Linked DNA regions of Homo sapiens: all the other regions are linked to region 3. A link is a contact called in ENCODE Hi-C or POLR2A ChIA-PET data. All regions are on one chromosome and are shown on one strand. The core of a region is the stretch at or near the end of the contact, and the rest is flanking DNA. Distances in the headings are between cores, read along the strand shown.

Region 1 (3,084 bases), core at 413-2,912, 94 kb after region 3:
GTAAACATGCAAAGAAAACAGCATTCTAGATTCACTGGTGAAATACATTTGGAAAAAGTACATTTCTCAAAATTAGACAAGTTGATTTACAGCAGGAATTCTCAGAGTATCAATTAGTATCAATTGTGAGTCTTAAGGGTGAGGGGAATTGTATCTAGTATGTACTGAAATGAAGTAAATATTCTAAGATTTTACTTGTGTTTTTCAAACTTAAAAAAATCAGATTCATTTCTTCAAACTAATATATAAAACAAAGTAGATGAAAACCAAAAACTGTTTAACTGTTTATTTTAACTGGAATTAAAATAAACAGCATCAAATGTTTGTTAATTATTATTTCACTTAAAAAAAAGAGCCAAATCAAATACTTACATTTGTAATCCTTCAGTTCTGGCTCCAAATTGTCATCAGTATTTATTTCTATTGTAGCATCTGCCAGATTTTTTTCTAATGCTGACCTAGCAAGACTGGGTAAAAACCTGGAGGATGAAGAGGGAGGAAGGGGGAAATGGCTTAAGTCAAAGCTTTCTGCGATTCTTAAATACACACACACACACACACACACACACACACTCCTTACTAATTACAACTAATTAAGGAAGATCAGTCTGGATCTGTAAAATCTAAATCAAACAAAATTTTAGAATAAATATAAACTTAATGTACGTGTGAATTATATGTTTGTGGAATCTCCTTTAATAAGTAAAACTTATTTGTAATTAGCAGTACTGATTTATGTACAACACTTTGCAAAATAAAATTTAAAATTTGCTTTCTTAAGTACAATTAGTATACTGGCTTATCAAATTTTCTTAAGTAGATTAAACAACAACACTTGGCTGTTCTAGGTTGGCAATCATAAATTCAAACCAGTGGAGATGGATTAATGAGATTTTCTTTAGTTTCTAACATAAGCTTCTGAATGAATTTAACATTATCTAGCTTCGTTCTTCCTATTAAAAAATATATCTGCTTATCTATTCTATGTGTATGTTGTCAAAACAACCATCTAGTGAGTGACAGTTATTCTTCAAACAAACGGATTATGAGCATCATGTGCCTGAGGCATGAAACATAGTTTCCCACCTACACAAATAAAGCTATAGCTAGAATTTATGGTCCCAAGTGAGCCAACGGATATGACTTTTAATCCATGGTACCCATGGTTTAACTATACCACTTTAAATTAACCACTATGTGATATAACGTTCCAAATAAACATACTAAGAACATACCACTTTTAAACAATTTGGGTTTTTCACAGCTCTAAATCTTTGGTGGTGATTCCTACAGTCTTGAGTATAATCTCTAATAGTGGAAAGATTGGAGAGCATGAGGCAGCAAATAGACAAGCATGTAAAGAACTGTCAGATTTCCTGTCCCTGTAAAATTCCAGTCCATATATCTGACATTATTATCTCTTACCTCCTGCCTCATTTTGGGCCTAGGCTATGATAGAGGAAATTACATAGCTCTATGCTAGTAACTCCTCAGTTCAGCATGAAGTCAGACTTTGCTGCTCATCTCTGAACTTTCGTCATAGTTCTTAGATCACTGCCTCGTTCAAAAACCAAGCCCTCACCTTATCTCCCAGTCCAATAGCTGGCTTTTGTCCTGTTTCCTGAGCCCTTGTCTTGGCACCCTGCTTAACCTTCCTCTTACCACTATCCCACAAACCAGAGGCTGGCTTGGTAACATTAGGCCCTGCAGCTGCATCCCTATTACTTCCTGTCAGAACACCCTGACTGGCATTGACTATTTTCAGGCTTAGACTTGTTGGCTATTCCCAGGCTTCCCCAACACGTATATAGTCTGCGTGTCAACACATCTTAATGTTGGCCCTGTGTGGAAACATTTCTAGATTACACTCCAAAGCCTGCAGAGAATAGCAAATATGGCACGGATGCCTTCCCTTCACCAATATTGGCAGGCATTGCTTGCTAATAGGGCATTCTTTCCTTCTGAGACTGAACACACTTCACCATTATTCTCAATCTAGCACCCAGACAGCAATATCAATCAAGGTACCAAGGAAGTTGAAATATATTTACATCTAGAACATTCTAAGATACTGGCCCATCCAACAAATGAGGAAAATGGAACATATCAGGCGGTGTAAGGCCAATCCTAATTTTTTTCCTGGATTTTAAGGGATTTGTTAACTGTTTCCTTTCCCATTGCTCACTGATATTTTTTACTTATTTTTTCCCTCTCCTCCCTTGGCCTTGGTAAAATAAGCAAATAAATGAATGAATGAAATATTACTCTTTACTATCCTAGCTTCCCAAAACCAAAGCAAGCACATACCCTGTTGCAAATTTTCCAAGTGTACTTATAACTATTATGAACAGCCTGGTGTCTTTTAAAAGTAATTATTACATTTATCATATTTATTCATTTTACCAACAAAAAAAAATTGGAAAAGCTCTAGTCTCATTAGGTTTTGGTTATAAGAAAAACTAAAGAAAGATTCAGCTACACTCTGGGAAAGTCAAAAAGAGAAGTATAGTAGTTACACTAAGCTAACGCAAATAACTGTCTTTGTCACAGGAGTGGGATAGGATCTTTAGATTAAGGAATAAGATAGGACTTCTCAGGATGGTAGCAAAGAAGTCTGTTAAGGGTCGGGGTATTCTCACATCACCAGCGCTAGGAAGGAGGGGTGTTACTTGCAAGAGTGAAAGAAAAAGACTGAGGGGTTCTGTGGATACTAGGCAGTCTTTGACTTCTATTCAGAATGTAATTGATTAATTAATTTGTACTTGTGATTTTAAATCTTAAATTTCCAAATAGTATTGGAATATTTAAGATAATTTATGGTACAGCCTATTTATAAATTTAATTGACTATATTTGTGCCTTAATTACTCAGGAAGGTTTTGTTTGTTCATTGAGACATCCAAAGTATGTAAAAGGAAACAATATATAAAATTTATTAACCATTTCAAATGTTTGAAGGTATTTTATTTAGCCGAGTTTTATAAATGGAACCAGACATTTTTCAAAGGCTTTTCAAAGTGATGGTTAATATCTGCTAGACTTACATAGTTAACTGAATGAATGAACAGAAAAGCCTAAAGAAGGT
Region 2 (3,570 bases), core at 739-3,238, 120 kb after region 3:
CAACCAAAGCAAAAATGGGACAAATAGGATCACATTGAGTTAAAAAGCTTCTTGGGCAGCAAAGGAAATTGTCAATGAAGTGAAGAGACAACCCACAGAATGGGAAAAAATATTTGCAAATCATCCATCTGACAAGGGATTGATAAAATATATGAATTTAAACAACTCAGTAGGAAAAAGCCTAATAATCTGATTATACAATGCATGAAAGATCTGAATAGAAATTTCTCAAAAGAAGAGATACAAATGGCACACAGGTATATGAAAAGGTACTCAACATCACTGATGACTAGAGAAATGCAAATCAAAACTATAATGAGGTATCACCTCACCCCAATTAAAATGGCTTTTATCCAAAAGATAGGCAATAACAAATACCAGCAAGTAAGTGAAGAAAAGGGAACCCTTGTACACTGTGGGTGGAAATGTAAATTAGTATAACCACTATAGAGAACTATATGGAGTTCCTCAAAAAAAGAAGAAAAAAAAATAACTAGAACAACCATATGACACACCAATCCTAGGTATAGGCTAGGTATATGCCCGGTATATGCCCAACAGAAAGAAAATCCATATATTGAAGAGAGGTCTGTGCTACCATGTTTATTGAAGCACTATTCACAATAGCTAAGATTCGGAGGCAACCTAAGTGTTCATCAACAGACAAATGGATAATGTTGTACACACACACAATAGAGTACTGTTCAGCCATAAAAAAGAATGAATGAAGTTCTGTCATTTGCAACAACATGGATGGAACTACAGCACATTATTTAAACTGAAATAAGCCATGCATAGAAAGACAAACTTCACATGTTTTCACTCATTTCTAAAAGCTAAAAATTAAAACAATAGAATTCACAAAGAGAGACTAGAAGGATGGTTACCAGAGGTGGGAAGGGTAGTGAGAATTGGGGAAGGGAATGGTTAATGGGTACAAAAACATAGATAGAATGAAGATCTAGTATTTGATAGCATAACAAGGTGACTATAGTCAACAATTTATTGTTCATTTTTAAGTAACTAAAAGTATAATTGGAACGTTCATAATGCAAAGAAATGATAAATGCTTAGGGTGATAGATATGGCATTCACCCTGTTGTGATTATTACATATTCTATGCCTGTATCAAAGTATCTCATGTACCCCATAAATATATACTGACCATGTACCCATACAAATTAAGGATAAAAATTTATTTTATTTTATTTTATTTTTAATAAATAAAAGAGGTTTTATTTTGGCTCATGGTTCTGCAGGCTGTACAGGAAGCATAGTACCAACATCTGCTTCTGGTGATGCTGGGACCAAAAATTAATTTTAAAAGATAATATGTTGTATTAAATAAGTTCTAATCAGTGAAGGCAAGGCTGAAATAGCTCTACATTCAGACCAATATATTTTGAAGAATTGGGAATATGCACCATCAGTTAAACTTATCTTATAGTTTTAGTGAAGATCCAGAAACTTACACGCAGTGAGAAAGAATATGTTTACCTGGAAAGGCAGGCTTTAGTAACAGCACTGTGAAGATTTTCATTAGGATACTGTGACAGCCGACGAGAAATTCGCAACAGTTGTCTGGTAGAAAGTGATGCCGCTAATGATTGTGCCTATCAAAAGACAAATACATTGTGTTAAGAGTCTTGTTTCAACTTGCTAAAGTCCCTTTAGATGGATATCACAGCAGAATTCATTATTACTGAAGGGGTAAGGCCAAACTTAAAGTATGTGCTGTTAATTAATTACAAATCAAAATAAACAGAAACCAATTTACACTTAAAACATCCTTGAAGATAGTTTTTAAAAAATCTAAAGTATTTATCAATTAAATTTAATTAATGTATTTTAATTGTGCTAAGTTGGAGATGGGAGGGGCAATGGGGGAAGGATGTTACATAACAAAGGTCACACTGGACTTAGGCTGTATGATTGACTGTTCACTTTTTCTCCTTACACAAAGCCAAGGTGTTAAGATACCACGGAAATGTTTAAAGCTTTAAGCAAATCGGTGGTTTCTAAAATAGCCAAAAAGAGTTGTAAACAATTTAGGCTGTTGGCCACAGAGGTGTCAACCAATTTGTCACTTGTGCTGCAGCTTGCTGTTTTGAATCCTTCCCCTATGCTGTCAGAATACTTTCACTTTGCTATATTACATTTCCCAAAATTCCACGAATAGAGTTGCTAGTACAGAACTCAGGACATGGTCAGTACTCAATAAATATTTGTTGAAATTCTTTTGGCAGGCAGCATAACATAATGGTAAAGTTTATAGGCTTTTGAATCAGATAAGTCGGTATCCTATTTATTAGCTGTGTTACCTTGGCAAATTACTTAACCTTTCCAAGGCTCAGTTCCCTCAACTTTAAAATGGCAATAGTAATGCCCTCACCTTTAAGGTTGTTATGAAGGTTAAATTAGAAAATGATTCTAAAGTGCTTAGCACATGTCACACACATATGGGTGCTCAACGAATGGCAACAACTGTTATTTAAAAATCAGCCTCTTCAAAATGAAAACAAAAAACCCAGCAGAGAAAGGTGATGGGACCTACATATTAGCATATATTTAGTAAATGAGATTATTACTGGCCTAATTCCTAACTTAGATCAGCAGCATTAGAAGACAGTGATTATCACTGAAAACCACAGGACAGAAGCACTTTTGAAGCAACTGGACCTTTGGGAGGGCAAGGCAGGTCAGTATGAAATGTCACAGAGGGTGATAAGGGCAGTAAAGTGGCCCTGAGAACTCAAGGGCCTAGAAAAGAGGACTCTATGAAATTAACAAAGGGTTCAGAATGGATGAGGGGAGAATGTCAAAGACACACTGCACATTTGCTTGTTTTAATGTTCCACCTAAGGTCATCTCCGTATGTCCCAAAGAAGAAAAAAATAATTTATTTATCCTTCCTTGTGTATTTCACATCTCCATAAGATATTGGTTTGCTGTTAGTATTCTATCTCAGCTACAACATTAGTATTATATTTCCTTTGGGAATTAGGTTGGAAGCATGACCACCACATATCCTTTCTTCTATTAAAAAACACATTCTAAGTTTCAAAGAACTCAATTACAAGCAGACATTGGTCCATTCTTGTTTTCAATTAATTTGCATTCCAGATATGGAGACAATATTCAAATATAATAAATCATAAATTACAATTCAAAATAGTATATACTTCAATGCTAAAATAAGTGGAACAGTAGACAGCTGTTATAGGCAGTTAAAATATTCAAATGGGCATGAGAAATCCTCTCATCAAAGGCATGAAAGCAAAAGTAATGGAACCACAAGTAGAACATGAGGAAATGAGACCAGCTTTACTAGAAGGTCCTGCTGGAAGGCTTGCTCTCAAACAACAAAGACCTATGAATGACACTCTGACGGGTTTGGCTTTATTCTTAAAGGCACTAGGATTCTGCTATGTGTAAAGTCGTAACATGATTTTCAAATCAGGTTATTACTAGCCTACTTCCTAATTTAAATCAGCAGCAGCATAGAAAGTGGATGAAGGACAGAGAGAACTGAGACAGGAAACAGAAAGCTACTTCAATAATCTGCCTATA
Region 3 (3,306 bases), core at 179-2,678:
AATAAATAAACCTTATGTGTTGAAATAAATGAACTGAAATACATGAAATAAAAACTTAACATTGAGAAAGCCAGAAAAAATTAAATATTTTAAAGGGATGCAAAGAAGTTGGCTTTTTAGTTAAAATATAAAGAATTTTGAAGATTAGACTAACAGGTTTGCAGAAAGGTACCTGCAAGTTATTTGTCAGACCTCATTGTTATGCGGGTGTCTTTTCTTTCTTTGTTTTATTTTATTTTAAATGTGGGGCTCCTCCAGTTATCCTAACTCTTGTGAACTTTTCATTTCAAGAAGAATTTCTTTTGGAGAAAATAAAGTCACAAAGCACATGAAGAATTAATAAAAACCTTGAAAAATATAGAAAACAATAAAATGTGAAGTGTTTGTTCATTTTTTCCATAATATTTATTGAGGAGCTTATATTTAATATATAAAGAATACAACAATGAATTAATCATGACCCTTGCCTTCTGTCATATAATTTAGTTAGAGAAATAAAAAGAAATGTAAAAAAATGAATGATTCATCTGCAAATCTAGCATCTCAGTGTGGGTTTAATTTTATTTTACAAGCTAATTTTGTGGAAGTGTTCAAGAATTAAAATAGTATTTGCACCATATAACTCACTTCACACCATATACTCTGAATTTTATTTGTATTAAAAAATTTTACTAAGCATGTTAACCAAGCTTAAATTTCTTTCATAAACATCACCCTTAGAATGTATCATTCTGTATAAGATATAATTCTCCATTAAGAATGTGTGTTAGAAATATTCTTTTAAAAATTAACATATAAGAAGTGTCATTCACCACTACTTGACAGTTTTGAAAATGGTAATGATATCTTAGAGTTTTCCTTAAGAAAAAAATAAAATTAAGTTAAAAATTTATAATCTCTATTCTAGATTAAATATTTTTTGAATGAGTACTTTTTGATGGAAAAAATATTTCTTGTATAATAAATATGTACAACGTTAAAATGAATTCTTAGCACTTAAGCAATTTGGGATAATATTAGCCTTTGTAAGCAAAGGAAGTCCTAAAAATGTTTCATGCCCAAAAATGAGTAAGCATAAGAATAAGCAGTTGATTAAACAAATATGATCAAGCAGAAAAAGAAGTTAGTATCGTCTTCCATTTTCCTACCTTTTTAGGGTCTAATACTTACATATTCATAACATGGCATAAGTGAACTGAAAAACTGTATCTTTCTAAGTGACAGAAAACATGTATTTCCAGCCACTGCTGTATTTAGAATTAGTTTATAAGCAATTGGCAACATGAAGGAGTTCTGTTGCTCCATCCTTTTAGATGTTAATGGTTTCCTTCTGTAAATGACTAATGATAGATTCTGTCTGGGTTTAAAAATAGAATTTTGCGTCACACATGAGTACATGTAACTGTGGCTTTGGCACTCCTTTAAGGGGGGCAGGGAGGAGACGCGAGTGAGCAATTTTATTATGTTTGTATTTAACTGGGAGAAAAGTAACCTCTGGATGACCTCAATGTCCCTAAATCTGAAATTCTAAACTTTGTACAGATGTAATAAATAATCTCATGGGGAGTGGGGGAAGGGGAGGGTCTTTATTTTTAGGCATGGCAAAGTTTCCCTTTCCTTACTTAAGATTTTATTTTAGCAAGGAATTTTTGAACAACTTCTTAAACTAACCAGGGACATGCATCTGAGCAAAGCTTTATGTTAAAAAGGCAAGGAATAGCCGAATTCATGGAAGTACTTCTCTATAATATTTTGCTTCATTTTCAGTTAGGGTAGAATGAAGAAGAAGGAATTGATGGCAGTCTACTTATTTTTCATTCCACTAGAATTATTTATCAGTTGTTAAATTTCACAGCTGTGTGCTGTTCACATGGAATTTTACAGGTCTGACATCTTGACAGAGGTATATTGTAAAATAAGATACTCTCTCCGGGAAAAGAGAAGGCAGTTTAGAGGACAGGTAGAGAGGAAGTATACAGATAAGGTGTGCAGGTCTGCTCAGGGTTCCGAAGCAGTTTCCTGGAAAACTTGAAACTGTGGCCAAAGGGGTAAGTAAGGCAGTATATGAGGAGGCAAGATGCTGGCTATGGAAGTCAAGCACAGCTTCACAATGAAAATCAGATTTTCTTTCATGAAAGTAATTGAAATTAAATAAGGTATTAATCAGCAATGTTACCAAATAATTGGATCTTTTGAGGAAATAAAACTCTTGCTGAGAACCTACAAATCTGGCACTTTTATTAAAGAATTTGTGTATGTAAATTTGACAGTTAATTTGACAGCTGAAAATGTGGCAGGACTGTTAAAATAAATATTCCAAATGTAGTCTCATCCAATTTTGACTGATTTACTAAATTACAAACCACCAAGATATCATGTACCTTTTATGACACATTGTTTTGGTTATAGAGTTAAATTCAATGGCATCAATACTTTGTTGAAAATCTTTAAAGTAAAACCCTCATTCCAATTTTCAGGAGATAAAGTTTTATAAACAATATCTGGATGTTTATAAATTCTGCTCCTAGGAGAAAGTAAAAGTAAAAATAAAAAAGTGAAAACAAAATCAGAAAAATACTTATAACTCAGAATTTGTGATAATTTCTGGTGGCAAGGACTAAAGTTAAAGTTGACTTATTTCCTCAATGAACTACTGATATATTATGCAATACTTTTCTCTTGATTAGTGAAAGTATTATTTCTTGGTAGCACTTTGCTCTTTAAATATTCATAAGTAACAACACTGCATTTAAAAAATATTTTCCTATTATGAGTACTTTTTAATTTTCAAACTAATCTTTTTCCCCAAATCTGTAGTGAGTGAGAGAGTAGGTGATGTTTAATTCTGGTAGGGTCAATCCAATATGCTATGAATCTCAGTTCTGCTATGTACTTGCCAGACAAGTTACTTGAAGTCTGAGCCTCAGTCCTCTCATATGTAAATGTGGCTGAGAGCTACCCTCACTGGGCAGCTGGAAGAATAACATGAGTAATGTAAGCAATCTCTTACATGTTATGTCATCAGCATTTAACAATTGATCCTTATCTTTGAGACATTCATCACTTGCATTCCTGGATAACACACTCCTCAGCTTATCTATCTACTCTATTGGTCACTCACTTTCAAACTCATTTTCAAATCATTGATTCTTCCTCATCTCCCTGATTTCTTAATATTTTACTGCCCCAAGGCTTAGTGTTTGAACTTCTGTTCTCTATTTACATTCACTCCCTTGGTGAGTTCTTTCAGTCTCATGGCTTTAAAGAACATTTGTTAATGAATCCCAAGCTTGTATTTCCTGGTAG

Evidence for each region. Hi-C counts contacts between places; a loop is a spot of excess contacts on that map. ChIA-PET counts read pairs that join two places held with the same protein, here RNA polymerase II (POLR2A). Pooled maps may share reads with other maps.
Region 1: a map of endothelial cell of umbilical vein shows a loop between it and region 3 (8-fold over the local background). The contact joins two enhancer-like sites. A Hi-C loop is called at or near these places in 2 of 168 maps with a recorded cell type or tissue (endothelial cell of umbilical vein and esophagus muscularis mucosa) and 1 of 50 pooled maps. POLR2A ChIA-PET finds 5 or more read pairs at or near these places in 2 of 52 experiments (AG04449 and activated T-cell).
Region 2: a loop to region 3 is called in a pooled map, with 5 times the contacts of the local background. The contact joins two enhancer-like sites. A Hi-C loop is called at or near these places in 2 of 168 maps with a recorded cell type or tissue (aorta and esophagus muscularis mucosa) and 4 of 50 pooled maps.

Annotation. Positions count from the first base shown.
Region 1 is chr13:41,787,065-41,790,148 of GRCh38, forward strand. VWA8 (von Willebrand factor A domain containing 8) reads right to left here. Exons shown (of 45, transcript NM_015058.2): 18 at 373-479. Among named protein-coding and RNA genes, the nearest start is that of VWA8, 170 kb to the right of the region's middle. Within about 2 kb of position 1,663, at least 2 of the 41 ENCODE cell types and tissues checked have a DNase peak (open chromatin) inside an H3K27ac peak, as active enhancers do; they include endothelial cell of umbilical vein, where a contact is called at or near this core.
Region 2 is chr13:41,809,728-41,813,297 of GRCh38, forward strand. VWA8 (von Willebrand factor A domain containing 8) reads right to left here. Exons shown (of 45, transcript NM_015058.2): 17 at 1,498-1,613. Among named protein-coding and RNA genes, the nearest start is that of VWA8, 150 kb to the right of the region's middle. RefSeq lists an enhancer at 3,185-3,234. Within about 2 kb of position 1,989, at least 2 of the 41 ENCODE cell types and tissues checked have a DNase peak (open chromatin) inside an H3K27ac peak, as active enhancers do.
Region 3 is chr13:41,693,688-41,696,993 of GRCh38, forward strand. The region is part of intron 29 of VWA8 (von Willebrand factor A domain containing 8); the gene reads right to left. Among named protein-coding and RNA genes, the nearest start is that of MIR5006, 130 kb to the left of the region's middle. RefSeq lists a silencer at 2,886-2,965. Within about 2 kb of position 1,429, at least 17 of the 41 ENCODE cell types and tissues checked have a DNase peak (open chromatin) inside an H3K27ac peak, as active enhancers do; they include endothelial cell of umbilical vein, where a contact is called at or near this core.